Linked DNA regions of Homo sapiens: regions 1, 2 and 3 are each linked to region 4. The links are chromatin loops, found by intact Hi-C in ENCODE. Cell type or tissue: dorsolateral prefrontal cortex. All regions are shown on one strand. Links, peaks and the distances in the headings refer to the core of each region. The heading gives the core; the rest is flanking DNA. Region 1 overlaps CTDSPL2 (CTD small phosphatase like 2). Region 2 overlaps FRMD5 (FERM domain containing 5). Region 3 overlaps FRMD5 (FERM domain containing 5). Region 4 has its middle 25 kb from the start of FRMD5.

What was found. Hi-C counts contacts between places; a loop is a spot of excess contacts. Peaks named below come from ENCODE experiments on the same cell type or tissue, not always from the same donor. Only the 100,000 strongest peaks of a DNase experiment are listed, where the experiment ranks them.
Region 1: it touches region 4 in a loop (2.9-fold over the local background); 20 of 110 quality-filtered maps call a loop at or near these places.
Region 2: it touches region 4 in a loop (4-fold over the local background); 70 of 110 quality-filtered maps call a loop at or near these places.
Region 3: a loop joins it to region 4, with 4 times the contacts of the local background. A loop is called at or near these places in 20 of 110 quality-filtered maps.

The regions. Positions count from the first base shown.
Region 1 is chr15:44,497,934-44,505,755 of GRCh38, reverse strand. It overlaps CTDSPL2 (CTD small phosphatase like 2), which reads right to left. Exons shown (of 13, transcript NM_016396.3): 8 at 5,943-6,029. Among named protein-coding and RNA genes, the nearest start is that of EIF3J-DT, 35 kb to the left of the region's middle. In dorsolateral prefrontal cortex, for the core only: a CTCF peak has its summit at 3,778 (motif pointing right); no DNase peak of the experiment used is centred there.
Region 2 is chr15:43,899,920-43,907,741 of GRCh38, reverse strand. It overlaps FRMD5 (FERM domain containing 5), which reads left to right. Exons shown (of 14, transcript NM_032892.5): 6 at 1,791-1,914; 7 at 5,480-5,567. Among named protein-coding and RNA genes, the nearest start is that of WDR76, 77 kb to the right of the region's middle. In dorsolateral prefrontal cortex, for the core only: CTCF peaks have their summits at 3,567 and 3,767 (motif pointing left); a DNase peak (open chromatin) is centred at 3,771; H3K27ac peaks cover 4,152 bases.
Region 3 is chr15:43,868,627-43,876,448 of GRCh38, reverse strand. It overlaps FRMD5 (FERM domain containing 5), which reads left to right. Exons shown (of 14, transcript NM_032892.5): 14 at 1,987-5,685. The coding sequence ends at 2,564. It also overlaps the pseudogene PIN4P1. Among named protein-coding and RNA genes, the nearest start is that of WDR76, 46 kb to the right of the region's middle. In dorsolateral prefrontal cortex, for the core only: CTCF peaks have their summits at 3,607 and 3,816 (motif pointing left); a DNase peak (open chromatin) is centred at 3,858; H3K27ac peaks cover 2,729 bases.
Region 4 is chr15:44,216,589-44,224,410 of GRCh38, reverse strand. No RefSeq gene overlaps it. Among named protein-coding and RNA genes, the nearest start is that of FRMD5, 25 kb to the right of the region's middle. In dorsolateral prefrontal cortex, for the core only: CTCF peaks have their summits at 4,332 and 4,534 (motif pointing right); DNase peaks (open chromatin) are centred at 4,188 and 4,580; H3K4me3 peaks cover 736 bases; H3K27ac peaks cover 1,681 bases.

The sequences.
Region 1 (7,822 bases), core at 1,077-6,076, 280 kb before region 4:
TTTTCTTTTTTTTTTTTTTTGGGAGACAGAGTCTCGCTCTGTTGCCCAGCCTAGAGTGCAATGGTGCGATTTCGGCTCACTGCAACCTCTCCCTCCCGGGTTCAAGCAATTCTCCCGTCTCAGCCTCCCGAGTAGCTGAGATTACAGGCACCTGCCACCACGCCCAGCTAATTTCTTTTTTTTAGTAGAGACAGGGTTTCACCATGTTGTTTAGGCTGGTCTCGAACTCTCTGACCTCAGGTGATCCACCTGCCTCAGCCTCCCAAAGTGCTGGGATTAGAGGTGTGAGCCACCATGGCTGGCCCGTATGTTTTTTCTCCTTCTTTTTTTTCTTTTTGAGACTGGCTCTCTGTCACCCAGGGTGGAGTGCAGTGGCGTGATCACAGCTCACTAGGGCCTGAAGCTCTCGGGGTTCCGGTGATCTTCCCACCTCAGCTTCCCAAGTAGCTGGGACTAGAGGTGTGTGCCACCTATTTTTGCATTTTTTGTGGAGACAAGGTCTCACTACATTGCCCAGGCTGGTCTTGAACTCCTGAGCTCAAGCCATCCACCCACCTAGGGCTCCCAAAGTGCTATCATTACAGGCATGAGCCACCACACCTGGCCTCTATTTTATTTTAATGAATTGCTCCTAATTTTGAAAGATACATTTTAGACAAAGAATCCCCATAAAATATATTTTTCCATATTTTTGAGAAATAGAGAACTATTGGTTTCATTTGTATCTTTTCCTTTTTTTAGCCAATTAATAATGAATAATTATGATGAAAAAATTAGTACCAATAACTAAACATACTAATAAGGATGGGAAAGTGACTTTAAAATTATTCTAAAGTAGTATTTTTAATATTCATCTACAATTAATTATTGAATTATTGTTCCCTACAAGCTAAAATATTAGTTTTATCCTCTATACTATGCAACTATGACCCTGAAATGGTTGTCTGATTTCTCAGCCTCCTGGCTCAAGCAATCCTCCTGCCTCAGCCTATCGAGTAGCTGGGACTATAGGTGCTCCCCACCATGCCCGGCTAATTTTTTTTTTTTGGAAGGGACAGGATCTCACACTATCTTGCCCAGGCCGGTCTCAAACTCCCAGGCTCAAGCATTCCTCTCACCTCAGCCTCCCAGTGCAGGGATTACAAGCAAGCCACTGCCCCGGCCTCAAAAGTTTTTTTTAGGCTACTTTTGTAGATGAATCTCAAGAACAATGTGCATGTTGGTTAGTATCAATTTAAGCCAGAACTTGAGAAAAAAATTAGGTATTTACTACAAAATTATAAATTTAAATGATTGGTTTCTTTCCTTCATGAAGCAAAAATAAAGCTGACTTTTCTAGAAAAGACTGTAAAGAGGAGACAGAAGCAACTGACCCTCTACTTCTCTTGTTCTTTCTTTTCTTTTTTGAGATGGAGACTCGCTTTGTCGCCCAGGCTGGAGTGCAGTGGCGCAATCTTGGCTCACTGCAACCTCCGCCTCCTGGGTTCAAGTGATTTTCCTGCCTCAGCCTCCTGAGTAGCTGGGATTACAGGCACCTGCCACCACGCCCGGCTAATTTTTTTTATTTTTTTGTGGAGATAGGGTTTTGCCATGTTGGCCAGGGTGGTCCTGAACTCCTGGCCTCAGGTGATCTGCCCATCTCCGCCTCCCAAAGTGCTGGGATTACAGGCGTGAGCCACTGCACCTGGTTCTACTTCTCTTGTTCTGTGATATGAAAATTATCCTAAGCTGTAAGATTCCCAAGAAAACTGAAAGAATGGGGACGCGGGTAAGCTTTGCTAACCGTGGCCTTCCCCATCCACCTCTTCCCCCAACTTTTCCCATAAAAGCAACCTCTACTAATAAAACAAAGCATCTTTTACAAGTAGCTCCCTACAGGGATCCTATCTGTCCTTGAGTGCTTACCACAATCTGATTTCTGGACAGCTGACCCAAAGTTTGTTGATTTTACTGATCTTCAGAAAGCCACTGACTGGCTAAAGTCTTATTGGTGAACAGAGTCAAAAATCAGATGCCCCTGCCAAGCTTTACAGAATGAGGAGTTGGACAACACAGTTACGTTTGGCTGCACTGTGGTGAAACATATGAGGTATCTTCTTTTTGTCTTCAATCAGCCACATTTGGGCTGAGTAGTTCTATTACATCTTCAAAAAACTGAGCTCCAGTTCTTGATGGAGACAGAGGAAGGTCATTGAGGAGGTGGTTCAGCTCAAGAGCTAAGTGAAAAATGTCTTTTGATTCACTCCTGCTTGTGGATAGAAGTCATCTTCGGGATGGAAGAGGGAGTGAGATGACCTAGAGTCTTGAATTGGTGGATCTGCAGGAACAGAAACTAAATACAGTGGAGACCTCTTAACTGAGTAACACCACGAGATGGATTTCCTGACAAAGTGCCAATATAGGCTAAATATAAAGATTAAACATGTGCAATAAAAGTGATCATGCACTTGTTTTTCCAGATATCAAATGCATTTGTACCATTTTATGAATACATGTTTTCTTAATAACTGATTATAAAACAATGTAAAAAAAAAACCAATTTAAGAAAAATAGACCCATTCAAACAAAAAGCCTGTAATTTTGCCTATATGAGTGCCATTTCCTCACGTTTAACAAGTCGGTTCTTTCAAATGACTTTTTATCCATATACAAACTATACTCTGTCTAGTCCACATAGTGTCAGTAGTAACATACATCAAATTTTAATTTGAGATAGATCTTTCAGGTTTTTTTTTAATCCCCTAGAGAAATGAAATTCAAATTACACCTCAAGGTACTAATTTACAATAATCTACCTGCTTACAAATTCTAAGACTTGCATTAACCAAGTTTATTCCTACATATCAACCAAAAGAAGAGTACGTATCATTAAGTCAGGCAATCTTTAAATGTGAGTAGTGGCCACCTCAAAGTTCCCTCAAACTTTGATTTTAAAAAAACTTTAAAGGCCCACAACCAGATTACTGTGGATCTAATTTAAATTTTCTACATACATTTACAAGAATTTTGATGAACATTTGATTACTTACTTCTACTTACAATTTGAATATGTAAATTTACTGTATATACTCTCATAATTATTAGACCAGGAATCAGCAAACTATGGTGGCCAAATGCAGCCTGCCACTGATTTTTGTATATAACGTTGTACTGGGACACAGTCATGCTTTTTCATTTATGTATTGTCCATGGCTACTTTCATGCTGCAATAGCACAAAAAGCAGTCATGACAGGGACCACAAAACCTAAAATATTTACAACTGGCCCTTTATAGAAAAAGGTTGCCAACCCCTGATATAGACAATTATTAAAACATATATAATACAATTAAATTATTTTGAAATGAAACAGAAATAACATGTAGAGTTAAAATTAGTTATAGGTCAACCATAACAAATATACCACAGAAAGAAAAAAAACGTAAAATAAGTCCCAAGAGGACACTCCATCTGGCTTTCAGATGAAAAATTTGATCTTTACATATAAAATATATATACATATATATGTAAATGCTATAAAACTAACATTCAAGAATAATACAGATACACGCTATGGAACTGTTCATTTAAAAATGGTTAATTTTGTCATGTAAATTTCACCTCAATAAATTTTTTAAAAAATAAGAGTATATGCAGTACTTTACAGATTTCTACCTTTAAGTGGGCCACATCATAGTACAGTGGTTAAAGATTTAAGTTACATCTTACCTAATAATGTGGTTTCTCCAATATCTCTTAGATCATCTCAGACCCTTGTGTATATTTCTTCTTTGCCAGTAGATGGAGACAACACCACTGAAAGTTTAAAAGACATCATTCCCTGTTTAAAGGGAGCTTGCTGGTCTGAAAACTGGGGGAACCCTAACCCAAAGATTTCTTCATTTATTTTTTAAAAGACAGAATGGCTATGCCAAAATAAGAAATCCAAGGGAATGTACCCAATATTAACTACGGATATCCTCAAAAATTTACTAAAAAGTAACTAAACTCTGTCTGTGATATGGTAACTAAATCGTATTAAAGTGCAATCATCTCTATAGCTTATAAGGTTCAAACTACCTGCTCTGTGCTCTCATTTAGGCTAGATCATTTATTTTTCAGTTTCAGAAAGTGTAACTCAGAATACATAAGAAAAAGAGTTGTCTGAATTCCACAGAGGTAGATGCAGTACATACATACAGTATTTTAATTAGTCATATATGCTGCTAGAAGCTTTTTATTCAAAATAAGACAACTATCCAGATCCACATGAAATAATAAGAACTTTAAAAAGAGAGTTAAAGCAGAAATGGTAGAAGCAGTAAGAAAAAAATTCAATTTTATGATCATACTGAAGAGAAACGCTCATGAAAGGGAAGAATCAAATTTACCTACTTAAGTTTCTTATTCACTACTAAGAATTACATAAACAGAACAAAAACCATCTGTAAGAAATAAATTTCAATTTCAAACCTAGAAGCTTAAGAAGTCATCTCAAAATCATTGTTTATCTATATTTTTCAATTAATAGCTTTCCTTTCCAAATTCAAAGCCTTAAAGCCATTTTTTTCAAATGCAATCACGAAAAACACCCAAAAGCAAAAAACAAAGAAAAACCCCAACAAGGTTATCGAGCTTAAAAGAGAAAACTAAGATATCACTATACTATTTACATCTGCCACAAGGACTCCTGTCCTTAAAGTCCACTAAACAAGAACAACAAATTTGATAAAAAAGGTCTTAAGAAAAATACTTGCCTTAAACCAAATAATCATCAGTTTTGAAAGGGAACAGAAAAATCTTTAAATCTTTTAATTTTATGTACATTTTGCTTACCCCCGATTATACATCAGGACTAAAATCAGCTTACATAAAAAGTGAATTCAGTATTCAAATATTTATTGCCATAGCTACAATACCTACCCTAGGTTAAAACTAGAACTGACAACTAAAATAAATCCTCTTACAACTCATTACTAGACAAAGTAGGTTAAAGTAGCCATGAACCACAAACTTCTATTTAACTCTTAAATTTCACGGTTTCTGTGAGACATCAACTATTATCTGCCAAGAAAACTATAACCACATTCTAACTGCCTTTAAGAGCACATAAACAACCAAACACATTTTCATCATCCACATGGCAAGCACTCTGTGACTTTACTAAGTTAATCTTTAGGCTGGCTCCCTCTTGACAGACAACAAACTTTTCGATTCCCAATCTTTCAACTATTATATAATGCAAATAATGCTAGTTAAATAACAACCTCCAAAACAGAAACGTACTTTGCAATTTTCAAAGTGTATTCACTTATATTATTAACTCAATCTTATAATAATGGAAAAACCTTAAAGTAAAAACTATGGCCAGCACACATAATCCACAGTGAAATGTTAATGATATTTGTATTTTGCACTGTTACCTGTCCATCAGCACAGATGAGAGAGAAATGCTCAAACTAAAATGCCCTAAGTAAAACAATAACTAGAAGAGTGTCCTGGAATTCTAAGATTAATTATAAAAGAGATGTACTAAAGTGTAATTTTCACAGACCACATTACTACTATAGGAAATAAAATGATCAACAAGGAATGAGTTTTCTTTGTATTAATTGGATTTTTGGAAAACAAAAACAAAAACACCAGGAGTTAACCTGGCAAGTTCCTCTTGAGGATCTATGATGTCAGTGCTCCTGCCTCCACCTGCTGGCAAACAGATTATGAAACTAGCTGAGATCTCAAGGTAAGAAAGTTAGCATTTTTGGAGTAACAAATTAATGTTGTTTTATGTAATATCTAGCATGATGCTAATTTTGTTAATAAATCATTAAAATGTTGATGAAATCCATTATACTTCTACAGAAAAACACATTTAATGTCACATACACACAAAAAAAATACAAAAGTTTTTTTTATCAGAATGTTACCTATCAGGCCAAAAATCATCAAAAAAATTTTAATTACCTGATAAATGACATCTTGGAAAAGGACTGGAAAAGTAAGTGCTGCATCTTCTAGCTCATTTAGACTACAATGCACTAGTGTTTCATCCTTAAAATAAAAAACAGAAATTGAATGAAACAAGATAGTAAAAGAAACTTCAAAGGATACTTTTATCCTTAATCACCAAAACACTAAAGCACCCATTCATATGTTGAATTTTACATTTATAATATATTACTATATGTGGCACAGCAATTTGGGGTAGGAGTTTCTAAAGTCACTAGTTCTCAGGTATAGCTCCTGGACTAGCAAGCAGAATAAACATCATTTGAGAACTAGTTAGAAATGCAAATGTTAACCTCACTTCTGATGATCAGAAACTCAGGGGAGGGGATGGGTCTCAGCAATCTCTGTGTTTTTTTTATTTTTATTTTTTGAGACAGAGTCTCGCTCTCAGGCTGGAGTGCAGTGGTGCGATCTCAGCTCACCGCAACCTCCACCTCCTGGGTTCAAACGATTCTCCTGCCTCAGCCTCCTGAGTAGCTGGGATTACAGGCGCCAGCAATCACGTCTGGCTAATTTTTGTATTTTTAGTAGAGACAGGGTTTCACCATGTTGGTCAGGCTGGTCTCGAACTCCTGACCTCAGGAACATGCCTTGGCCTCCCAAAGTGCTGGGATTACAGAAGTGAGCCACCGTGCCTGGCAACAATGTCTGTTTTTAGAAGCCCTTCGGATTCTGACACATGCTCAAGTTTGAGAAGCAAGGCTTTGAGTTCTGCAGTTGCCAACTTTCAGTTAAACCCACATGCATGCTACTTTTTTACAATCAGCAAATGTAAGTGTAGAATCTAATTATTAAAAATATATACTCTGTTCATTTAACTCCTTATCCTCCAACTTTTTATAAAGCATCTTACTTTAAGTAGATGTTTTAGTATCTCACAAATTACGTTTCATGTAATTTTACTCAGCACCAGATGATCTAGGTTCACTGCAACCTCCACTTCCCGGGATCAAGTGATTCTCCTGCCTCAGCCTCCCAAGCAGCTGAAATTACAGGCGCCCACCACCACGCCCGGCTAATTTTTGTATTTTTAGTGGAGATGGGGTTTCACTATATTGGTCAGGCTGGTCTCAAACTCCTGGACTCAAGTATCTGCCCGCCTTGGCCTCCCAAAGTGCTGGGATTACAAGCGTGAGCCACTGTGCCTGACCTAGATAAATTTTCTTTCCTTCCTTTTAAAATTGAAATGAGATCTCACTTTGTTGCCCAGGCTGCAATGCAGTGGCACAATTGTAGCTCACTGCCGCCTCAAACTCCTGGCCTCAAGGGATCCTCCTCTCTCGGCCTCCCGAGTAGCTGGGACTACACGCTTGCAACACCAGGCTCATTCATTTTTTGTAGAGACGTGGGTCTCACTATGTTGTCTAGGCTGGTCTCAAATTCCTGGGCTGAATGGAGCCTCCCAAAGTGCTGGAATTACAGGCATGAGCCACTGTGCCTGGCTAAGATAAATTTTCTATGAGAGCTAAACCACATCTCCAAATATAGGGTACCAATTATAGGGTTCCAGTAACAAATGCTTAATAATAAAATATTTTCCAATATGACATGAGATACATTTTTACTAATATCAAGAAATTAGTTCCTTCCTCAATCCCAGGGCTTCACTTTACTAGCCTTAAAAAAAGTAAACAGATTTTAAAAATGCAAAATTAATAAGAAATCAAGAGGCAGAGGGGAAATGTGACTATATATTAAATTTGGTTAGCAAATGATAGGAGATCATTGTTTTCAAAGCTTTTCTGGTACCCTAAAATATCATTTTTTTTTCTGAGACAGAATCTTGCCCTGTTGCCCAGGCTGGAGCACAGTGATATGATCTCAGCTCACTGCAA
Region 2 (7,822 bases), core at 1,089-6,088, 320 kb after region 4:
GAGGTCAAGAGATCGAAGCCATCCTGGCCAACATGGTGAAACCCCGTCTCTCCTAAAAATACAAAAATTAGCTGGGCGTGGTGGCACATGCCTGTAGTCCCAGCTACTTGGGAAGCTTCAACCTGGGAGGCGGAGTCTGCAGTGAGCTGAGATCGCGCTACTGCACTCCAGCCTGGTGACAGAGCCAGACTCTGTCTCAAAAAAAAAAAAAAAAGCTAGGCCTGGGGTGTGCACCTGTAGTCTCAGCTATAGGCTGAGGTGGGCGGATCACTTCAGTCCAGGAGGTCGAGGCTACAGTGAGCTATGATCATGCCACTGCACTCCAGCGTGCATGACAGTGAGACCCTGTCTCAAAAGAAAAAAGACTGCAAGGCTCAAGGTCACCCCAGACTTCAGACTTGGGTCTCTTGCTAACAGTAGAAGTTCCCAAGTAATTTGGAAGATACAGTGAGTAGGTTTGTAGTGAAAAAGTACAAGTCCCAAGTACAATATTCAGCCATGGGAGGAGGGCACCTTTTCCTCTTAATATTTCTCCTCCCTCAAGACTTCACATCTGAAGTGGTTGTGGCTCTCACCTGGGAAGGAAAAAGGGCACCCACAGAGTAGCTGGCCCCTCCTCTTTCTTTTGTCCTACCCACCATCCTCCCTGTGGAGAGCTTCACGTGGAAAAAGCTGGATTCTGACCTGGGTGTGGAAAGTACCGTGGGTCTTCTGCCCTCCTAAAGTTTACTGCCCTGAGATCTTACCAGGTTTAGAGATAAACTCTCTCTGAATAGCTGGAGGAGAAAGGCTCACACCTGGCAGGGACTTGAGAAATGAGCCTTAGAACTTGATGCTTCTCGGCCGGGTGCGGTGGCTCACGCCTGTAATCCCAGCACTTTGGGAGGCCAAGGCGGGCGGATCACGAGGTCAGGAGATCGAGACCATCCTGGCTAACACGGTGAAACCCCGTCTCTACTAAAAATACAAAAAATCAGCCGGGCGAGGTGGCAGGCGCCTGTAGTCCCAGCTACGCGGGAGGCTGAGGCAGGAGAATGGCGTGAACCCAGGAGTCGGAGCTTGCAGTGAGCCAAGATCGCACCACTGCACTCCAGCCTGGGCTACAGAGTGAGACTCCGTCTAAAAACAAACAAACAAAAAAAAAGAACTTGATGCTTCTGAACTCAACGATACTTTCTAGTTACAGCCAGGCTTCCCACTCTGTAGGCCTCTCGAAGGAACCTGGCACCTGGTCAGCCCTTAATGAATATTTATTCAAATTTATTAATTTGATTTGATTTGAACTGAGGGTTGAGTTCTGAATTTGGATCGCAGCTCATTCATCAATTTACTGTGTCCCTGCTAACATCCTCAAACTAGGATTTAGACTTATGATCTGGCTGAGGCCCAAGAGGATCTCCCTTTCTGATCAAGCTCACCACTTCCTGTGCTGCCACAAAGACCATTGCTCCCAGACCATCTTCTCATGGCGGAATGGATGAGGACCATAGTGCAGGCCTCTGCTCTTTCATTGTAAATTTACTTGTGGTGACCTCAGAACACAAGGTCAGCTCTCTGTCTCTCTGCATAGACTTGAATGCCAACCCAGTGTGTGCACCTGGAAAAACAAAGGTGGACATGCTCCTGAAGGGCCTGCCCTCTGCCCAGCCCACAGCCGTGCTCAGAATCCACTGTTTCTTATAAATCTGATGTGTATTTTGGCTTTTGCTCTGTGTGCTAATCTCTTGTTGCTTTGTCAATGATGATTTACCTGTCTCCACAATTGTTTTCTTCCACCTTCCTTTTGAAAGCGGAGATTGGGGATTATGACTCAGGGAAACACCCTGAAGGCTACAGCTCCAAGTTCCAGTTTTTCCCTAAACATTCAGAGAAGCTGGAAAGGAAAATTGCTGAGATTCACAAGACGGAACTGAGGTACGTGGCACTTAATCAGGCCCAGAACATTGTGGCTTCTCCACAGCCTGAGCACGCAGGCTCCACGCCGTGTCCTCTGTTCTCGCAGACTGTTTACTGACACAGAGTGATGCTCCCCAGCCTTCCTGACCGCGGATGTACCATTGTCAGTGATACACTGACAGCACAAGTCACAGCCACAAGCCCTGTAGGCTCCCTCTCCAAGAAAAGCGATTTAGCCTGAAGCTTAAAGACAAGGGAGAAGTTGTGTTATAGGGGAAACAGAGAGGGATTGGCCTTTGAAAGGCATCTGCCTCACTATGATATTTAATGAAGATACAGAGGAAAGCATGAACTGGGGAAAAGGAAAAGATAAAGGAAATTGCATAAGATAAAAAAGATGAAAGAAAAAGGCCAGGCGCGGTGGCTTACGGCTGTAATCCCAGCACTTTGGGAGGTCGAGGCAGGTGGATCACGTGAGGCCAGGAGTTCAAGACCAGCCTGGCCAACATGGTGAAAACCCATCTCTACTAAAAATACAAAAATTAGCCAGGCATGATGGCAGGTGCCTGTAATCCCAACTACTCCGGAGGCTGAGGCGGGAGAATCGCTTGAACCCAGGAGGCAGAGGTTGCAGTGAGCTGAGGTTGCGCCATTGCACTCTAGCCTGGGTGACAGAGCGAGACTCCATCTCAAAAAAAAAAAAAAAAAAAGGAGAGGTTGAGTGAGGATGTGAAAAAGGGCAGGCTTCTGCTCTTAGTCTGTGACAGTGTGACAGGTGGCTTCTCAGTGGAGGATGGAGTGCGCAGGGCTGATTCATAAATGCTGAGGGTGCCTTGGGAGCACTCTGGTTCAGAAGTATGTCCTCAGCCCCGCCTGACTCAGGCCCCCCCCATACCCTACCTGGAGTCCCCGACTTTGCACAGAGAGAAGTGGAGGAGACGTGGCTTCAAGTTTGGAGCCTCATCTTTCTCAGCTTCTCTTACTTTGCCCAGAATATGCTGAATACCATAAAACAGCATTAATGCAGCTTTTCACCCACATGAAGTAGGATTTTCTACAAAGCCTGATTTTAAAAAGCAACAATAGGGTGTTTGGGCTCCATTTGGTTACGGCACAGATTCCCCAAACTGACAAACTATGAGGAAAAAGGATATAGAATGCAGTGTTGGCCAAGCGCAGTGGCTCACACCTGTAATCCCAGCACTTTGGGAGGCGGAGGAGGGCAGATCACCTGAGGTCAGAAGTTCGAGACCAGCCTGGGCAACATGGCGAAAACCCTGTCTCTACTAAAAATGAAAGTAAATAAATAAAAAAGCCAGATGTGGTGGCACACGCTTGTATCCCAGCTACTCAGGAGTCTGAGGCATGAGAATTACTTGAACCTGGGAGGTGGAGGTTGCAGTGAGCTGGAATTGCACCACTCCATGCCAGCCTGGGCCACAGAGCGAGACCCTGTCTCAAAAAATTAAAAATAAAAAAAAGTTATGTTGTCATTATAATACATTACAGCTTTAAAAAAATATTTTAAAAGGTTTGTGTATCTACTGTTCCGAGGAAAGACTATGCCTGGCAACAGGGAGCAGAGCTGGATATTTCTAATGCTAATACTAAGCTTCAACTTGTTCCTTCCCCGACCACAGGCCCCCCAGAAACCCTTCACTCAATGATTTTACCAACAAATATAACCCAAAGCCTCCTTAGCCTTTGTAAACAGACCCCTCTGCCCATGCCTTGTGGCAGGAGGGGTTCCTGACCCTCCCAGCGGAATGGCGACACCGAACAAATGGAATCTTAGATGCTTCCCGCCCCTCTCCCTCGGTGTGCCTTCCCAGGTGCAGGACCCCATGGCTCCTCAAGTCACTCTGTTAGGGAATAGCGACCCCTTGTGGTAAAAATCAGAATAAACACGGGCCTGTGGTGTTGGGGGCAGGGGCCTCATGGTTCCTTCAAAGAGATCAGGGATGTGCTGGAACTGCCTGGAGGGCTTTAGGAGACATCAGAATAGTAGGGACAGCCCTCCAGAAACCTAGTTCAAAGCAGGGGATCCCCCAGGAAATGATGCCCGCTTTGAGGACCCTGGAGGTTTGGGCCAACTCCAAGGGTAAATGGAGCCCACAGGGCCCACTCCCCCTGCAGACAGAGGACACTCCCTGGAAAGGGAAGCTGTGCTCTAGCCAGCCCTTTGCTTGCCACACAGATATTTTCCTAACTTACCTTCCCTGTGCCTCAGGTACACTAGTGGATGCAGAAGTCTTTATTCACAGCAATACCCCCTTCCACAGGTACTTTTTCCATAGGTCCTGCCTCGTCTTCATAATGTAAAAATACATCCATGCTTCCTTTATGCAACTGTGATATGGGCTTTTGAGAGCACAGACTGTATACTGTGTTTCTTCATATATTTTCCAGCAAGTAGCACAGAGGCTGGCACATAAAGGTGCTGCCTGACTAATGCCTCTCCAGAGGGACACTAGGGGGAATCTGGCCTGGGGTCAGCTTATCTTCCTGCCTGGCCATATCACCTGAGGCAAATGATAAGCTTAGAAACGAGCAACGTGCAGTCCTGTCCACCAGCCATCAGAGATGTTGACTTCACAAGCTGCCCACCCCTCCTCACTGAAGCCAAACCTGTATCTGTAGAAGTATATCTGCTTTGCAGGGCTCTGGACCCAGGCAAGAGCCTGATGGTTATTCTGCCACTGGGTCTGCAATGAGCCCATCAACACACCTGCTAAAGAGGCAGTGGGAAGGGGTGATGCCAAAGGCCCCTTCAGATGGCCTGGAGCCGGAGCTGATCTCTGCCTTTTTCAGCATCTTTCATTTTCCTGGTCATCACCCTATGGACAGACAGCTGTTGTGGAGCATGGGAGCTCAGCACTGTCTCCTGCCTCTCCTCACCCTAATTTCCTGTGTTTCCTTTTGGCAAAGGAAGAGGGCTGGGTGGCACCAGCAAGCTATATGAGCCCCTTCTTTATATTTCAGTCTAGAACAGATCACATATGAGAAGCCTATGACCTGCTTCCAGCCTACAGATGTATTTTGTTTTACCCCATAGTATTTTAAATTGTGAAATACCACATAAAAATCAGTATCTCTGACTTTTCTTTTAAAATCACAATATCTAGCTAAGCCTTGCATTCTTTTTTTTTTTTTTTTGAGACAGGGTCTCATTCTGTCACTCAGGGTGGAGTGTAGGGCTGTGACCATAGCTCACTGAAACCTCGCACTCCTGGGCTCAAGCAATCCTCCCACCTCCCACCTCAGCCTCCCAAGTAGTGGGCCCTGCATTCTCAGTGATGGGAATCTCAGAGTTAAGATGGTGCTGCCACAGTCCCCACCACTCCCCATTGTTTACACTCAGCCCAAGTAATTCATTATGTAGCCTGCCTCACTCTGAAAACGTTTGAAGACAGTCAGAGACTCTAGCAGGAGTCTCGAAGTTGGTCCTAGAACCAAGCAGGGAGCACACCCTAGACAAACTGAGATGTGTGGCTCATCCTAAGCACATCTTCATAGAGAGTTTACCTCAGGGGAACCTGTGGGAACAAGACACCTTGAAATCATCTCATCTTCTTTATTCCAGTGGTCAAACACCAGCAACATCAGAGCTGAACTTCTTAAGAAAAGCACAGACATTGGAAACATATGGAGTGGATCCTCACCCATGTAAGGTAAGACCCCCTGGTTGGAGACTGCATGACCTTTCCTCCTCTAGAAGGCATCAGGAGCAAGAGCCCCCATGCCTGCGCTCAGAGGCCCCCTTCAACGTTTACATGGCTGGCACTTTCAGTGAGATATCAGAGAAAATGCCTGCTTTGAAAACTCCTCTGGATCACATGCTACATAATTTTGTGGTGCCACATCAATGTCAGAGGAACCGAGGCAAAGTCAATCTAAATAACAAATCCAAAGCTAGGGCCCCGCAATGGGTAATTTGGTAGAAATGAAGAGAGGAGGGATATGGAAGGCCCCCCACAGAGAACGATCAGAGGCGGCTCAGTGCCTGCCCACCCTTTCCTGACCTGTAATCTAGTTTCTTTCCGAGAGTGGGTTTTATTGACTGCAGTGGCATAAGTCACTGCACGGAACTGCAGTGGAGTCACATTTAATGCCATTATGCGCCTGTGAGGGATAGACGAGAACCAGCCGGGGAGGCTGCCCAGAGAAAACCTCTGTAATTACTCATGCACATCTGGCATTTTGGAGATGAGCGGGGGCAGCCAGTCACTGCCGAGGCCTGTGCAGACCCATGGCCCCTTCCAGTCTCTCTCTGTGGCTGTGGCCCTTCACGTTACCTCCTGTCCCTGTTGCTTTGACACTCCTGGTCTCTACCTCAGTTTCTCCACATTTCTGCCTCTCTCTTTCCATTACTGGAGAGGGTCCAGTATCACCAGTAAAACCAACTGGCAAGCTGATCTGAAGGAAGCAGTATCAGCCAGGAACAGGAAGACATCAACCTTTTCTTCCTAACTGGAGAGGGGATACTAAGCTTCAAGCAAAAATTAAAAGAATAGTATATTAGTTCCTAGGGTTTCTGTAACAAGTATCACAGACTGGGTGGCTTAAAGAACAGAAGTCTATTGTCTCACAGTTCTGGAGGCTGGAGATCTGAGATAAGGTGTCAGCAGGGTTGGTTCTTCCTGTGGGCTTTGAGAGAAGGATCCTTTCCAGGCCCCTCTCCTTGGCCTGTGGATGGCTGTCATCTGCCTGTGTCTTCACGCTTTCTTCCCTCTGTACATGTCTCTGTCCAGATTTCTCCAAAGACACCAGTCATATTGGATTAGGGCCCATCCTAATGACCTCAGTTTAACTTAATTACCTCTGTAAAGATCCTGTCTTCAAAGAAGGTCACATTCTGAGGTACTGAGGGTTACAATGTCAACATATGAATTTTTGAAGACACAGTGTATAGCGCATAACAAATAGGAATGCCGGGCGCAGTGGCTCACACCTGTTATCCCAGCACTTTGGGAGGCCAAGGTGGGCGGATCACAAGGTCAGGAGTTCAAGACCATCCTGGACAACATGATGAAACCCTGTCTCTACTAAAAATATAAAAAGCTAGCCAGACATGGTGACACATGACTGTAATCCCAGCTACTCAAGAGGCTGAGGCAGGAGAATCGCATGAACTCGGGAAGTGGAGGTTGCAGTGAGCTGAGATCATGCCATTGCACTCCAGCCTGGGTGACAGAGCGAGACTCTGTCTCAAAAAAAAAAAAAAAACCAGGAATGAATGAGCACAGTGACATAGGGACAAAGCAGTGTCCTTTGGTCCCTTGGTGAGAAGATGGTGATTTATTCTTGCCTAGGAGTTATGAACCTTGAGAACATCCTGATATTCAGAAACCCTGGTCATCTTCCCTACCCCACAGTTCCCTATCCACTAGCACAGCCTGCTGCAAAGTAACCCCTGTGTTCTTGGGGCCACACTGTCAGAAAACACATTCATGCCTGTTATACCAGAGAATTGACATTTGGATATTTACACATTAGCAAAACTTCCAAACAATGCCCTCTGTGTAACAGATGCAGTTTAAACCCCTCCATAAATTGCTCCAATACTGTTAGCAGGGCACCCACACAGGAGTGAAGAGAGCTTTGGATAAGCTGGCCCTGGGCTCCGGTTCCCATCCCCTGTTTACTGGGGCCTTTGGGAGCTTCTCTGAGCCTCACTTGAAAGTACACAGTCTGTGTTCAATAACTGCTCCCTGAACTGCTGAGTCACTCTAGGACCTTAAAGACGGCTGCCTGAAGATATGTTCATCAGAAAGGGCCAGGTTACCTCTGCGTTTGACCCCAAACCTGCCCAGTCCCCTTGAGGCCACACATAGCACCCACCTCTTCAGAGACGGGTCCCTGAGCAGAGTTGAAAAGACACAGAGATGGGCAGACAGTGAGCCCGAGCACTACACTGACTAGAGCG
Region 3 (7,822 bases), core at 1,452-6,451, 350 kb after region 4:
TTGGCCTCCCAAAGTGCTGGGATTACAGATGGGAGCCATCGTGTCTGGCCCATTCCTGCCTCTTAAAGCCCTCCACCCAACAGGCAGACTTGAGACTCAAACCGTGGTCCCAGCTCTGCATCAGGGGTAGTTTGGAATTCAGATTCTTTCAAACTGGGGTAAAAACCAGGCCCAGAGTTCAGAGTTCAACAACAAGCTTCCAAGATGCCGCCCAAAGGAAAAAGTGGTTCTGGAAAAGCGGGGAAAGGGGGTGCAGCCTCTGGGAGTGACAGTGCTGACAAGAAGGCTCAAGGTCCCAAAGGTGGTGGCAATGCAGTAAAGGTCAGACACATTCTATGGGAAAAACATGGCAAAATCATGGAAGCCATGGAAAAGTTAAAGTCTGGGATGAGATTCAATGAAGTGGCCACACAATATAGTGAAGATAAAGCCAGGCAAGGGGGCGTCTTGGGTTGGATGACCAGAGGGTCCATGGTGGGACCATTTCAAGAAGCAGCATTTGCCTTGCCTATAAGTGTGATGGATAAGCCTGTGTTTACAGACCCAGCAGTTAAGACAAAATTTGGATATCATATTATTATGGTTGAAGGAAGAAAATAAAATCATATGAAAGACTGAAAGAAAAAAAAAAAAAAAAAAAAAAACTAGGCCCAGGACACCAAAGGCAAGAAAGGCAGAATCTTTAACAAATTAGGGGCTGGGTGCGGTGGCTCACACCTATAATCCCAGCACTTTGGGAGGCCAGGAGTTCTAGACCAGCCTGGCCAAAATGGCAAAACCCCGTCTCTACTCAAAATAAAAAAATTAGCTGGGTGTGGTGGCAGACACCTGTATTCCCAGCTACTCAGAAGGCTGAGACACAAGAATCGCTGGAACCCGGGAGGCAGAAGTTGTAGTGAGCTGAGATTGCACCACTGCATTCCAACCTGGGCGACAGAGTAAGACTCCATCTCAAAACACACACAAACTAGGCCAAAACCGTAAGCAAAAAGCAAAGAAAAACTCTTCTAAAATGGCCACTGTGATTTCTGTGCCTTCTCTTGTTTCATACATACATATATATATATATATATATATATATATATTTTTTTTTTTTTTTTGAGACAGTCTTTCTCTGTTGCTCAGGTTGGAATGCAGTGGTGTGATCTTGGTTTACTGCAGCTTTGACCTCCCAGGCTCAAGCAATCTGCCCCCCTACAAAGTAGCTGGGACAACAGGCATGCACTACCACACCTGGCTTCCTCCTCGCCCCGAGGCAGAGTCTTGCTCTGTCACCCAGGCTGGAGTGCAGTGGCACGATCTCTGCTAACTATAACCTCTGCCTCCCAAGTTCAAGCAGTTCTCCTGCCTCCCCTCCTGAGTAGCTGGGATTACAGATGCCCGCCACCACACGTGGCTGATTTTTGTATTTTTAGTACAGACGGGGTTTCACCATGTTGGCCAGGCTGGTCTCGAACTCCTTACCTCATGATCCGCCCGCCTTGGCCTCCCAAAGTGCTGGGATTACAGGCATGAGGCACCACGCCCAGCCTTTTTCTTTTTTTTAAGATGGAATCTTACTCACTCTGTTGCCGAGGATGGAGTGTAATAGTGCGATCTCAGCTCACTGCAACCTCCGCCTCCCGGGTTCAAGCGATTCTCCTGCCTCAGCCCACCAAGTAACTGGGATTACAGGCATGTGCCACCAGGCCCGGCTGATTTTTGTATTTTTAGTTGAGATGGGGTTTCACCACGTTGGCCAGGCTGGTCTGGAACTCCTGACCTCAAGCGATCCACCCATCTCGGCCTCCCAAAGTGCTGAGATGACAGGTGTAAGCCACCATACCCGGCCTGTCGTCTTCTCGATATATCAAAATAGAGTGCAGTGGCTACTGCTGCTGGTCATGTGGGTGTGCAGAATGGTACCCAATAAAACACAATGGGTGCTACTGGAAAGCAAAGGGTGCATTGGGACACAGCCTACTCATGTTCCTTTTGCCTTTCTAGGCCTAGAGTCCTTACGGGACAGTGCCCATTCCACACCAGTGCGTTCCACTTCCCATGGGGACACCTTCCTGCCTCACGTGAGAAGCAGCCGGACAGATAGCAATGAGCGAGTAGCTGTGATTGCAGACGAGGCCTACAGCCCTGCAGACAGCGTGCTGCCCACCCCTGTGGCTGAGCACAGCCTGGAGCTGATGTTGCTTTCCCGGCAGATCAATGGAGCCACCTGCAGCATTGAGGAGGAGAAGGAATCTGAAGCCAGCACCCCAACTGCTACAGAGGTGGAGGCCCTTGGGGGAGAGCTGAGGGCCCTGTGTCAGGGGCACAGCGGGCCCGAGGAGGAACAGGTGAATAAGTTTGTTCTAAGTGTCCTCCGTTTGCTCCTTGTGACCATGGGACTCCTCTTTGTTTTGCTCCTCCTCCTGATCATCCTTACCGAGTCTGACCTTGACATTGCCTTTTTCCGTGATATCCGCCAGACCCCCGAGTTTGAACAATTCCACTATCAATACTTTTGTCCCCTCAGGCGATGGTTTGCCTGCAAAATCCGCTCAGTGGTGAGCCTGCTCATTGACACCTGAGAAGGCATGACTCCTCCCAAAAACTAGCCAGGTGGACCAAGGAACCCGGCTACCCATTCCCAGCAATGGGACCCATCGCGGAACCATCGGCACATATACCAAGTCCTCCTCTCATGACTCAAAGTCCACTGCAGCCTAGGAGGGTGTTTCCCAGAAGAAGAAAGGGATAGGCTCATGCCCTGTCTAAACAAACTGGGAAAACTCATTTTCTTCAGAAGTTATTTCAAGAAAGGCTCAGCGACTCTGTTTCTCATCTTTCCAATTTGCAGGATAATTTTTGGTTTTGAATTTTGATTTTTCATAGATGTATATTATTTTGAAGTATCAAATAAAAATAATTTATTTTACTATTACTGATTATTGCAGTAGTATCACCTAGCAGAGGGGACACTAGTTGAAAACTAGAGAGCTGCTGTCCTCTGTATTCTGCAGGAGCTTTTCCTGCTGGTGCCACTGGGTTCCAGTAGACTCATCACTGCAGCCTCAGCAGGGCAGGCCAGGGATCTGGACAATGGGGACTGTTTAGTTTTTTGTTTGTTTTTTTTGCCAGCCAGAACTTTTAAAAAAGTAAACATCCATGTAGAATGATTAAATGGAAAGTTGCTTCTTATGATGGTCTGAGTTGGATTTTCTTTTCCTTTTGTTTTTTCAAATCTGAGCAGAGTGGGCATCTGAAGGGACCACCGCTACAGCAACAGCAGCATCAGGGGTGGGGTAAGTCTGTCCCCTTAGTCTAGAGCCTAGTGGGCATCACCATAGTTTTGTATAATGAAACTAGACTTAACGTGATTTTTTTTTTCCGAAGAACCTCAAGACTTTTATAGTGCTCCAGGGGCGTTAAACGAATTCAGTGGTACCAGAGATAGATAGTTCTGTCAGAAATGTTGGACAAAGTGTAGTTAAGAGAAAGCAGAGTTAAGTTACCTGAGAGACTGTTGAGATTTGGATAGCAGTGCTTATTTTATATACACCCCCTTGACCCAAAGACTATTTCAATTTATATTTTAACAACGAAATGTTATTTTCTTAACAATTCATATTTTGTTTTTACTTTATGGATTAAGAAAATAGAGCCTGATGAACTAAACGATGCAAGAAAGAAACTGATCCTGAGAATGAAAAGCTTCAGAAAATAGAATTCCAAGATCAACAGCCTTAGAAGGGACCAGGAAAAGAATCTTTTAAAATAGATTTCTAAGAGATGCCTACAAAACACAGAATGTGACCGTGGCAGAGACCAACACTTAGATGTAGAAATGCTGCCCCCTAGGGTCATCCTCTGCATAAGTTCTAGGAAAGCATCACCATCCTTGCAGAGGGAAGTCCTCGAAGCACGCAGCACAGGCATATGAAGGGCGAGTGTGGGATCCTAGGCCCAAGCTCTTCAACTCTAAAACCAATCACACACAAGATCCTGTTTTCATCTCAGGGAGAGATTTCTAAGTCATCTGGGGCTTGAGGGCTTATTTAAGGGTGGTCAATGGACATATTCCTGGACCCACACAAAAGTAGAGCAGCTGCTGATACCCTAATTGGACAGCCCCAAACGCAGAACAGAACAAGTCACTTGTAGACTTGACCTCCCCTATTTTGTCCCCCGAGATGGTAGAACCATGTCCATGTTTACAATATGACAACTGTGGAATAATTGGGGTTCTTAGGGAGAGATTTGCATAATTTTAAAGACATCCTTTCATCTGGACCAGAGGTCAATCAACTTATGTCAAGTGCTACACAGTAAATATTTTGGTTTAGCACGCCATACTGTGTCACAACTGCTCAATTCTGCCATCACAGCACAAAAACAGCCACAGATAATTTGTAAATGAAGGAACATGGCTGTGTTCCAATAAAACTTTATGAAAACAGTGAGCTGAATTTAGCCTACAGGCCATAATACGCCAATCCTGCTCTAGACAATAAAACTGATCCTTACCAGTATGTTAGCAGAAGAGGGTCAGTCAGCTCTGTTTCCATGCCTGACATGTATCAAAGATCTGGGACCTCTTCCCAGTGGAGGCACTAGGGTTGCTTGTTTAAAGGGTGCTTGAACAACTAACCAGCAAAGAGATGTCTGATGCCAAATGGGCAAGATCAAATACTGGAATGCTAAAACACAGCTGGAATCTAAGAAGGGAAGAGGGCTTCTCTGACCATTTTCATACCAGCAACAATTTAGGCAGAATTATAAACATCTATTTATCGAGTGACAATACAAACCGAAGGAGATCCTAGTAGAGATTAGGGGTCAGTTAAAATCAACTAGCCACTGCCACTTGTCATCTACATAGCAAAGGCTTTATTTAGCACAGGACTAACGTGAAAAGTAGACCCAGAGATGAAAAGGCTGTCAGGAGACAGGGGGCTGGTGTCCACCTGGTATCTACTGTCTTATGCAACATAGAAGATTACCTTTTAGTGTAGTGCTCCTACCTCAGTTTGTAGAATCTGGTGTTTCTATGCAGTGAGTGATAGCCTCAACTCTGACCTTTCATATTCACATTAGAGACAGATGCAGTATTCCATATCCTAGTATGTTCCTTGTGTCTAGAGTTCTAACAGTACAGTAGTCTATGCCATTTCTAACAGCTAAATTTTGCTCTGTAAACAGAAACTTTAGGGTTGTTTTTTTCCAGGGCTCATCCCAGAAAATATGGATAGAAAAGTTTCCTTCAGTTTGCTTTTCAAATAGTGCTTGAATAATAAACCTCCTTTGATTGGTGACTAGTCTTTTTTGGTATATCTCCACCTTTAAAAATTGTTCAAGTTTTTAACCTGGTTATACTGTGTTCTAACATGTCTCTCATTTTCTCTCAAAATTAGTTTATCTCATTGTAGAAAAAGCAATGGTTTTCATAGCTTCATCTATCAGGAAATAAAACTCTTACTAAAGAATAGCATACTGCATCTTTAAGCAGTAGAGGGTAAACTACCTGCAAATGTGAATTTCTTAGATACATTTAAAAATATATAGTTGTTAACCTTCTGTGTGCCAAAAACTCTTAAGTTACATTTTCCTTCAAAGCAATGTACTTTTTTCTACATATGCAGTATGTAGTTAGCATAAAATCATTGGTGCCATGAAGATTATTTTTAAACTTAAATAAATATTTAAATATCATGGAAGAGTGGGCTCTTTCTTTAATAATAGCCTGTCTTACTTTTCCTCCCTTAAAGTTACTAACACATAGATAAAAGGATACTGGTGGGATTTACACAGCTGACTACTATTCACTTGGATCATATAACATAATTATTTTGCTTGTATCCACCTATTATCCTTGTCCTTACCCCCAGATAAATACTGTTAGAAACTGAGAAGCGGCCAGGCACAGTGGCTCACGCCTGTAATCCCAGCCCTTTGGGAGGCCAAGTCGGGAGGATCACGAGGTCAGGAGTTCAAGACCAGCCCGACCAACGTGGTGAAACCCCCGTCTCTACTAAAAATACAAAAATTAGCCAGGTGTGGTGGCGGGCGCCTATAATTCCAGCTACTCAGGAGGCTAAGGTAGGAGAATCGCTTGAACCTGGGAGGCGGAGGTTGCAGTGAGCTGAGATCACACCACTACACTCCAGCCTGGGTGACAGAGCAAGACTCCACATCAAAAAAAAAAAAAAAAAAAAAAACTGAGAAGCTATATATGTAATAATTTTAAAGTGAATTGGGTATTTTTCTGATGAGGAAAACCAAGAAGACTAAGTGATTTTCCCAAGATTACATAGTGGTAGAGTCCAAACTAGAACCCAGATTGTCCACCTTCTGGTCTGCTGTTCTTACTCAAGCCTGGAGTAAGTGGGAGCACAGAAAATACTTTCTAAGAAGGAACTACAATGATACCACCACCACATATTTACAAAATATATCCCTATAGCATTATCTCATCTGATTATGTAACCATCACTCTGTGGCTACGGAATTGGAAATGGTCTTCTAAATTCCATGAGGATAAGAGGTGATAATGGGGGCTTGGTCCACTGTGCTAGCTTCTTACCTAATCTTTGTCTTTTCAATTCTGCCTGCCCTCCACTCTCCCATTTCTGTTGCCAGATCATCCTCCTAAACACCAATCAGGCTATGTTACCTCCAAATTTCAGAGGTACCCACTACCTAAAAAATGCTATCTAGCACCCTATCCCCAGCGGAATTTTTTGTTTTTATGACATAAGATTTTGCTTGAAGTGATCCAAAGAGTAAAAAGCACAAGAAACACTGGACCTGGGTGGCTTCCCGTGGCCCTGCCGATTCACAGCAGCCTCCCTTCTGCTGACAGCTTATCAAGAACTACCTGTGCACACACCCCTGTAGGACTCTAGTCCCTACTCCCTCTGCTTTGGGTTCCTCTAGCACAATCTAGCTCCTCTGCACCTGAACACACTTTTGGTTTTAGCTCATGAACAGGCTTCCTCTTCAGACCCCTACGACCTGCTGATGGAATGGAGTAAAACAAGCAAAGCACCCTTTTAATAAATTTCCTCTTGCCCAGTTTCCATTTTGGGGAAAATGTATCATAAAATGTTTTGTTCTTCAGCTCCGTGTAAGTGTACTAAATGTTATCTTCCTCATAAATTCTACCTTTTCATTTGAAAATCCAAGTATTTACAGCCAAATAAGTCAAAATACAATCTGCTGTCTTGTTATTTCTAGCCATCAACACCCTACTAAAAAGCAGGGGGAAATGTACTAAGTCAGAAAGGACCGCCCAATAGGACATTGAAGTTTTTGGAATCTGAAGTTAGAGGGCATATATTTCCTCTTCTCAGATTGATTCAGAAGGCATGTGTGTCTTCTCCCCCACCCTACCCCATGTACTGTACATTAGCTGAAAGGATTTAAATCCTTGTATCCATAGCCCTAAGGCTCCCTGTTTTCCTGGAGAACTCCCCTTGCAAAATCTTCTTGGTGGAAAGGAAGCTCAAAGACCAGAATACTAAAATAGGACTTAAGCAACTCAGATTCTATTAATTCCTAATCATTTGTGGTCTCTCCTAGTCTGACAAAGTCTCTGACAACCAAAAATGAGAATTGTCTGCTCCTTCCTTAAAAGTTACATAACAAAAGCCTGGGTATCTTAAAAAAAAAAAAAAAAAAAAACTCAAGCGGAATTCAGAGCTTAAGAGATATCATAAAGGCCAAACTTACAGAAAAGGCTTATCCCGAAGGAGGCAATCATAATACACACATAATTACAGAAGCCACACAGCTGTAGGCAAGTCTGTGGGAGAAGTACCTTTCACTACAGATTACAGTGTAAGAATGT
Region 4 (7,822 bases), core at 1,807-6,806:
CAATAAAAAAAAGTAGGAACCAAAAAGATGAAAATGGGAAGGGAACTGAAAGAGGACAGAAACAGGACAGGAACAGTATCTAAGAAAGCTAAGACTTTAGAAATAATGACATGTTCTTAGTACTGAAAAAAGTCAAGGTTGTGGGAATTTAATAAATGAGGAGGAAAGTGGCACCATGTGAGCCTGTAGAAGCAGACAGCAGCTGAATCACGCTGTCCTAAGAATTTATGATTTTATCCTAGGGGCAGTAGGAAGTAATTGGAGGTTTTAATAAGGGAAATGAGGAGGTCAGAATTATGTTTGTAAAAGCACATGTTGGCTTGGCGCGGGGCTCCAGTCTGTAATCCCAGCACTTTTGGAGGCCGAGGTGGGTGGATCACAGATCAAGAGATAGAGACCATCCTGGCCAACAGAATAGGCAGGAGAATCACTTGAACCCGGGAGGCAAAGGTTGCAGTGAGCTGAGATGGTGCCACTGAACTCCAGCCTGGGCGACAGCGTGAGACTCTGTCTCAAAAAAATAAAAATAAAAAAATAAAAGCACATGTTTGCTGTAATATGAATGTATCTGAGACACAAGAGTTTGTTATTTGTTTATTTTGGTGGGAGGTGGTTTTATTTGTTGTTTGCAATTATTCAGGCAAGAGACTGTGGTAACTTAGACCCTTAGATATTTGCATCCCCTACAAGGTCGAGTACAAGTGTTTGTTTCCAGTGTCATTAATAAATGTTTTTTGAACTGAAGTAAATTAATTGGCTCATAAGTATAAACTCCAAGACACTACAGTCATCAGGAACAAACACTTTTATTTTTTTTTTTGAGATGGAGACTCGTTCTGTCACCCAGGCTGGAATGCAGTGGTGTGATCTCAGCTCACTGCAAACTCCGCCTCCCAGATTCAAGCGATTCTCCTGCCTCAGCCTCCCGAGTAGCTGGGATTACAGGCACATGCCACCATGCCTGGCTACTTTTTTTTTTTTTTTTTTGAGACAGAGTTTCCCTCTTTTGCCCAGGCTGTAGTACAATGGCGCCATCCTGGCTCACCGCAACCTCCGCCTCCCAGGTTCAAGAGATTCTCCTGCCTCACCATCCCTAGTAGCTGGGATTAGAGGCATGTGCTACCATGCCCAGCTAATTTTGTATTTTTTCAGTAGGGTTTCTCCATGTTGACCTGGCTGGTTTCGAACTCCTGACCTCAGGTGATCTGCCCACCTCAGCCTCCCAAAGTGCTGGGATTACAGGTGTGAGCCACTGCGCCTGGCCTAATTTTTGTATTTTTAGTAGAGACAGAGTTTTGCCATCTTGGGCAGGCCGGTCTCAAACTCCTGATCTCAGGTTATCCACCCACCTCAGCCTCCCAAAGTTCTGGGATTACAGGTGTGAGCCACCCTGCCCGGCCATGGATCAAACACTTTTCTTTTTTTGAGACAGAGTCTCGCTCTGTCACCCAGGCTGGAGTGCAGCGGCGTGATCTCAGCTCACTGCAACCTTCGCCTCCCAGGTTCAAGCGATTCTCCTGCCCCAGCCTCCTGAGTAGCAGGGGGAACAAACACTTTTAAATACCTGGGCATTCTTCTCCAAGTGACCTCAGGTCTGTGATTCCAGGTTTCACTAAGTCCAGAGCAAATAATAATTTCTTCTCTAGTGGTCCCTGAAGATCCTGTATCAGGAAGAAAACACTGTAACTAAAACTACTGCCAGTCTCATTTTACAGGAAACTTCTCTATAAACGTCACTTGTTAAGTACTGGTGGAAATGACATTCCTTTCAGTTCAAGAAAGGAAGCTCATTCTTTCTCATTAGTTGCCTCCTGCTTTGGTTGCTAATGTTTCAATGTATGCAAATAAAATCTCTCCCTTACCTTACTTCATAAAACAACAGGTTATGCTTTTAATTTTTTGTGAGGTTAGAAAATCTGTCTAGGTGTAATATTTGGTAATCTTGTGTCAGATTACTTTTATGCTTAGTAATTTTTAAAATTTTCAAGATAGCCATTTATCATCAAAATGGGAAGTGTGTGTGGGTATGAATAAGCACGATTAAAGAAAACAGGCCATGGCCGGGTGCAATGGCTCATGCCTGTAATCTCAGCACTTTGGGGGGCCGAGGTAGGTGGATCACTTGAGGCCAGGATTTCGAGACTAGCCTGGCCAACATGGTGAAACCCTGTCTCTACTAAAAAAATATAAAAAATTAGCCGGGCATAGTGGCGCATGCTTGTAGTCCCAGCTACTCAGGAGGCTGAGGCAGGAGAATCGCTTGAACCCAGGAGACGGAGGTTGCAGTGAGCCAAGATCGTGCCATTGCACTCCAGCCTGAGCAACAAGAGTGAAACTCCATCTCAAAAAAGAAAAGGAAAGAACAGATGAGCAGATATTTAAGGAAAATAGCTAGTTATGAAGCATAATTATTCAGGACAGCTGTGAGATACACATGCGTGCACACACACACACACACACACACACACACACACACCTCTTCTTTCAGATACCAAATAGAGACATGATTAAGTTTCTTTTCAGTGTGACAAAGCAAAGTTGATCCCATTTCCTTCAAACCTACTCGGTTTTCTTATCTATAAAATGGAGATAATACTGTTTACTTCATGAGGCTGTAAGGATTAAATATGTTACATAAAATAACAAGTAAGTACAGTAAATGTTTAATCAATTAAATAATACATAGAAAAAATACTAAGATACTCTACATATCTAGACGCCTTCTCCATACAACCTTAAAGACTTGATATTATTAGGAATGTTTACATTATGAATTGGACTAAGGAACATTTTTAGACAAACTTGAAGTAGTTGCAATTAGTCTTTGGTTCACCTTCCTGCCCCTTTGTGTTCAGGTTCATCCTCTTCTGTATTCACATTCCTGGTGTCCACATGATGGTTTCTAATTGCTTGTTGCTTTCCTTTTTGCAGTCTATTCAGAACTTATTTCTCTGAAAGTATTTCATGACACAGTGTACTCCAAAATGAGGTGTCTTTTTTTCTAACTCTGTTTTTTGTTTTTGAGGCAGAATTTTGCTCTTGTTGCCCAGGCTGGAGTGTAATGGCACGACCTCGGCCTTCTGCAACCTCCATCTCCCAGGTTCAAGCAATTCTCCTTCCTCAGACTCCTCAGTAGCTGGGACTACAGGTGCACATCACCAGATCTGGCTAATTTTTTTGTATTTTTGGTAGATACAGGGTTTCACCATGTTGGCCAGGCTTGTCTCAAACTCCTGACCTCAAGTGATTCGCCCACCTTGGCCTCCTAAAGTGCTGGAATTACAGGTATGAGCCACCACACTCGGCCATTTCTAACTCTGTTTAAACTTTCAACCTCTTCAAAAGGCTCAACTTAGCTAGGCGTTAGGAAGCAAGTGCTCTTACTAAGCTAATTTGAATCAAAGCATTTGGTTAATTTAATCTTTACGCATATTTACAGTTGAGAAAGGACAGTCATTAACCCCAGTGACAATGATTTTGTAGTGGAATTTTAGGCTCTGTAAAGGAGATGTTTTTTAGGTCAGGCAATAATTTAACTGGCAGTAATTCTCAATCTTAGTTGCACTTTGGAATCATTTGAGAAGCTTTTAAAAGATGCCTATTGCCGAGACCCACCCCCAGAGAGTCTAATATAATTGGTCTGGGGTGAGGATCAGAAAGTGGAATTTTTAAAGCTCCCCAGATGGATTCTAATGTGCAGCTATGTTTAAGAACTATCAGGTTAGAATAACCCTGTTTTGATTTAACCTCATTACTAAAAGGTTTTCATTTTTCTATTATGTGAGTCACATACACATTGATTACTATACCTGACAAAAGAAGGTTGGGAAAAGTTTAATGGGACAATATAGAGCATTAATTGTAATTTAAGTGTCATCAAATTCACCTCCCACATTTTACTAATGAAGAAAAAAATTCAAATGGTTAAACTTACAGAGATAGTTAGAGGTGGAGCCAGGGCAAACTTTAAATGACTTAAACAATAGAATATTTTTTAGGATATATTAAAATATCCTAGATTTTTTTTCACTTTTTGAAATTTAATTTAATTAATTTTCTAACGGGCTAAATTTATTTTAAAATAAGAGTCATTCATGCAAATGGCAAAATTCAAACAATTCAAAAAAGTACAAAGTAGAAAAGCACAGGTTAAGGCCAGGCGCGGTGGCTCATGCCTGTAATCCCAGCACTTTGGGAGGCTGACGCGGGTGGATCACCTGAGGTCACGAGTTCGAGACCAGCCTGGCCAACATGGTGAAACCCCGTCTCTACCCAAAATACAAAAATTAGCTGGGCGTGGTGGCAGTTGCCTGTAATCCCAGCTACTCGGGAGGCTGAGGCAGGAGAATTGCTTGAACCTGGGAGGTAGAGGTTGCAGTGAGTCGAGATAGTGCCATTGCACTCCAGCCTGGTGGACAAGAGTGAGACTGCCTCTCCAAAAAAAAGAAAAAAAAAAAAAAAAAAGCAGAGGTTACTTTTCTTTGTTGCCATTTCTGCCACAAAGAATATAACTATTGTCTTCCACAAGGCGGCAGTATTGCTTACTCTTCAACAATCTCCCCATGGCCAGACAGTGACTGCCAGAGTCGACTATGAATATTCAAGTCATTCTCCCAGTGACTGAATCAGTCCCTGGTACTGAAATGCCAGGTCAAAGCCAGATTCCCGTCATGAGAAAAACCAAAAGTGAACAAAGAACTGCACCAGATAGAGCTGTAACTGTGTGGATAAACAGTAGGAAATAGGTTAGGGACGGAGAGAACCAAATGAAGCACAGGGCAGTGGGTTGCCGCCCAGAAAACTTCTATCAATTTCCTATCTCCATGGAGGAACTGCAACAGCTAGGGTCAGTTTTGAGAAAGCGTGCATCCAATTGTGTCATGCACAGAATTTTCTCTTTACAATGAACTGGACCCAGTCAATTCAAGGGTTTCCACAGTATCCCTCATGGCTCCAGAAGTCTCTAGGCTACTAGAAAAGACCTGGATCTTTCAATAGTGCCCTTCCCCAAAAAGAGTTGGGGAGATCATGTTTGAGTTTCCCAACCTTGTAGATTTCCAGCAGGAACAGGTGATAAAAAGCACAGATGGTCCTGTTTTGGTCATTAAATTCTAGCGACATATGGTGAGGAGAATGCTTTTTAGACTTTCTATGTGAGATCACATATCTACTGGAATAAAACGTTTGTTACTGGTGACATCTTTAGGATCCTGAGAGAATGACCCTTCTCTGTGACATTCAATAATATGCTTCTCCATGACCTAGGAGAGGACAGAACTGAAGAAAGTAGTAAGTGATGGAATTGTAGAAAGGAAAACTCTTCGTCTCCTCAAATCCTTGAGATCATTGCAGCAGGGATAGGGGCAGGGGCAGAAGCAGAGGCAAGGAATGGACTATGACAGAAAAGGTTTGTGTGAGGGACAGTTACTAAGAGTGAAGCTTTGTTCCCAAGGTAAACCCAGACAAACCACAGAGAAAGAAGAATGTGGGAAACACATTATGGAATTTGCAAGATACGTCTCTAATTATTATGGATCTATTGTGATGTGATCTACTGTTTGGGGTCCTTCAAAGTAATGGGTATAGAGCCTAGAACACAGGACCAAGAACCAGCATTTTTTTTTTTTTTTCTAATCAAGAGTCTTTCTAAAAGCTGCTGAGCTCTTAGACCAACTTTGTAGTTTAGACAGTCTTTTGGTAACTAATGGGAATTGTTGTACCTAATTACAACAATGGAGAGAAATACCATACTAAATACTTTGAGTCATAATGTCAATCAGTTTAAGTTAAATCTTTACTTTCCACAAGCATTATTTCTTTTTTTTTGAGATGGAGTCTCGCTCTGTCCCCCAGGCTGGAGTGCAGTGGCGGGATCTCAGCTCACTGCAAGCTCTGCCTTCCTGGTTCACACCATTCTCCTGCCTCAGCCTCCCGAGTAGCTGGGACAACAGGCGCCTGCCACCATGCCCGGCTACTTTTTTGTATTTTTAATAGAGACGGGGTTTCACCGTGTTAGCCAGGATGGTCTCGATCTCCTGACCTCGTGATCCGCCCGCCTTGGCCTCCCAAAGTGTTGGGATTACAGGCGTGAGCCACTGCGACCAGCCAGCATTACTTCTTTTAGTGACCCCTGGCTACTTCTAAATGATGTGCCTGATTTCAACTATGAATTTCCACTTTTTTTTTCCGTGCTGTATCCAAACTTCATTCTGGATTACAGTGCTTGGCAATATGTCCAATGATCATGGTTTGTAACGGGAAAAATCCTGGCTATTGCCTTCATAAGGCTTAGACATCTTATATAGTCCTGGCAGAACTTTTATTGATAAACAAAAACAACAACAAAAACCCAGGATGTTGACCTGCATTTTCTAGGTTTGAAGTTAAAACAAATTTTGCACAGGCTATATAATTTAGTCAATGGGCACTCCCAAACCTCAGACTGGAAATATGAAACCCGGTTAAAAGCCAATAAAGAAAACCTGATGTGATCCCAGAGCTAATTAGGAGAATCTACTAAAAACATTCTTGTTAATAATGCAAGTGCTGGGCTCGTTGTCACAGTGTTAGAAGAACCGTAACTGTGTTCTCTCTCTCTCTCTCTTCTTTTTTTTTGAGACGGAGTCTGGCTCTGTTGCCCAGGCTGGAGTGCAGTGGTGCGATCTCGGCTCACTGAAAGCTCCGCCTCCCGGGTTCACGCCATTCTCCCGCCTCAGCCTCCTGAGTAGCTGGGACTATAGGCACCAACCACCACACCCGGCTAATTTTGTTTTTGTATTTTTAGTGGAGACGGGGTTTCACCGTGTTATCCAGGATGGTCTCGGTCTCCTGACCTCATGATCCGCCTGCCTCGGCCACCCAAAGTGCTGGGATTACAGACATGAGCCACCACACCCAGCCACTGTGTCCTCTTAATTCCACCTCAATTTTAAGTGAAAGATGGGCATACAAATCAGAAGGAAATAGCATTGCCAGTGCCATGTTATGCCCTACCTTGGTCTGGAGCCAGGTGCACGATAACCAGAAGATCAGCTCTTACTGGCCAATGGGAGTGTTTATGTCTCTTAATCACAGTGGACATGTCTGAGAGACTGCCGGCTCTAGTAGACTGCTCACTGATACCTGGTTCCTCTTCATGTGGAAAGATCACAATAACCTGTCCTGTTGAGCTCAGATGTCACCATGTGAGTTGCTTTGGCCATTGAAATGTGAGTGGAAGCTCTGGGGGTTCCTCTGGCAGAAGTTTTAAGAGCCAGAGCATGCTTTTTCATGGTCTGCTTTTCCTCTGCCATGGTTACCAATAACATTCCAGACAGAAGTTGCTCTGGCAGTCTGGGTGCCAAAGTGAAAATAATGATGGAGAGAGCAGAGCAACTTTGCTGACCTCCAATGCACATGTGGTGTGAATGAGATGTAAGCTTTTGCTTTTTTAAGGTTGTTTGTCACTGTAGCACAACCCTACATCATACATTCTCAATGGGAGAGGTTTCACCCCATGGAAGGCAAAAATTGGCCTTTTTTTTTTTTTGAGACGGAGTTTTGTTCTTGTTGCCCAGGCTGGAGTGCAATGGCGTGGTCTTGGCTCACTGCAACCTCCACCTCCTCGGTTCAAGCAATTCTCCTGCCTCAGCCTCCCAAGAAGCTGGGATTACAAGTGCCCGCCACCATGTCAGCTGATTTTTTTTTTTTTTTTTTTTGTATTTTTAGTAGAGATGGGGTTTCACCATGTTGGCCAGGCTGGTCTCGAACTCCTGACCTCAAATGATCCACCCACCTTGGCCTCCCAAAGTGCTGGGATTACAGGCGTGAGCCACCGTGCCCG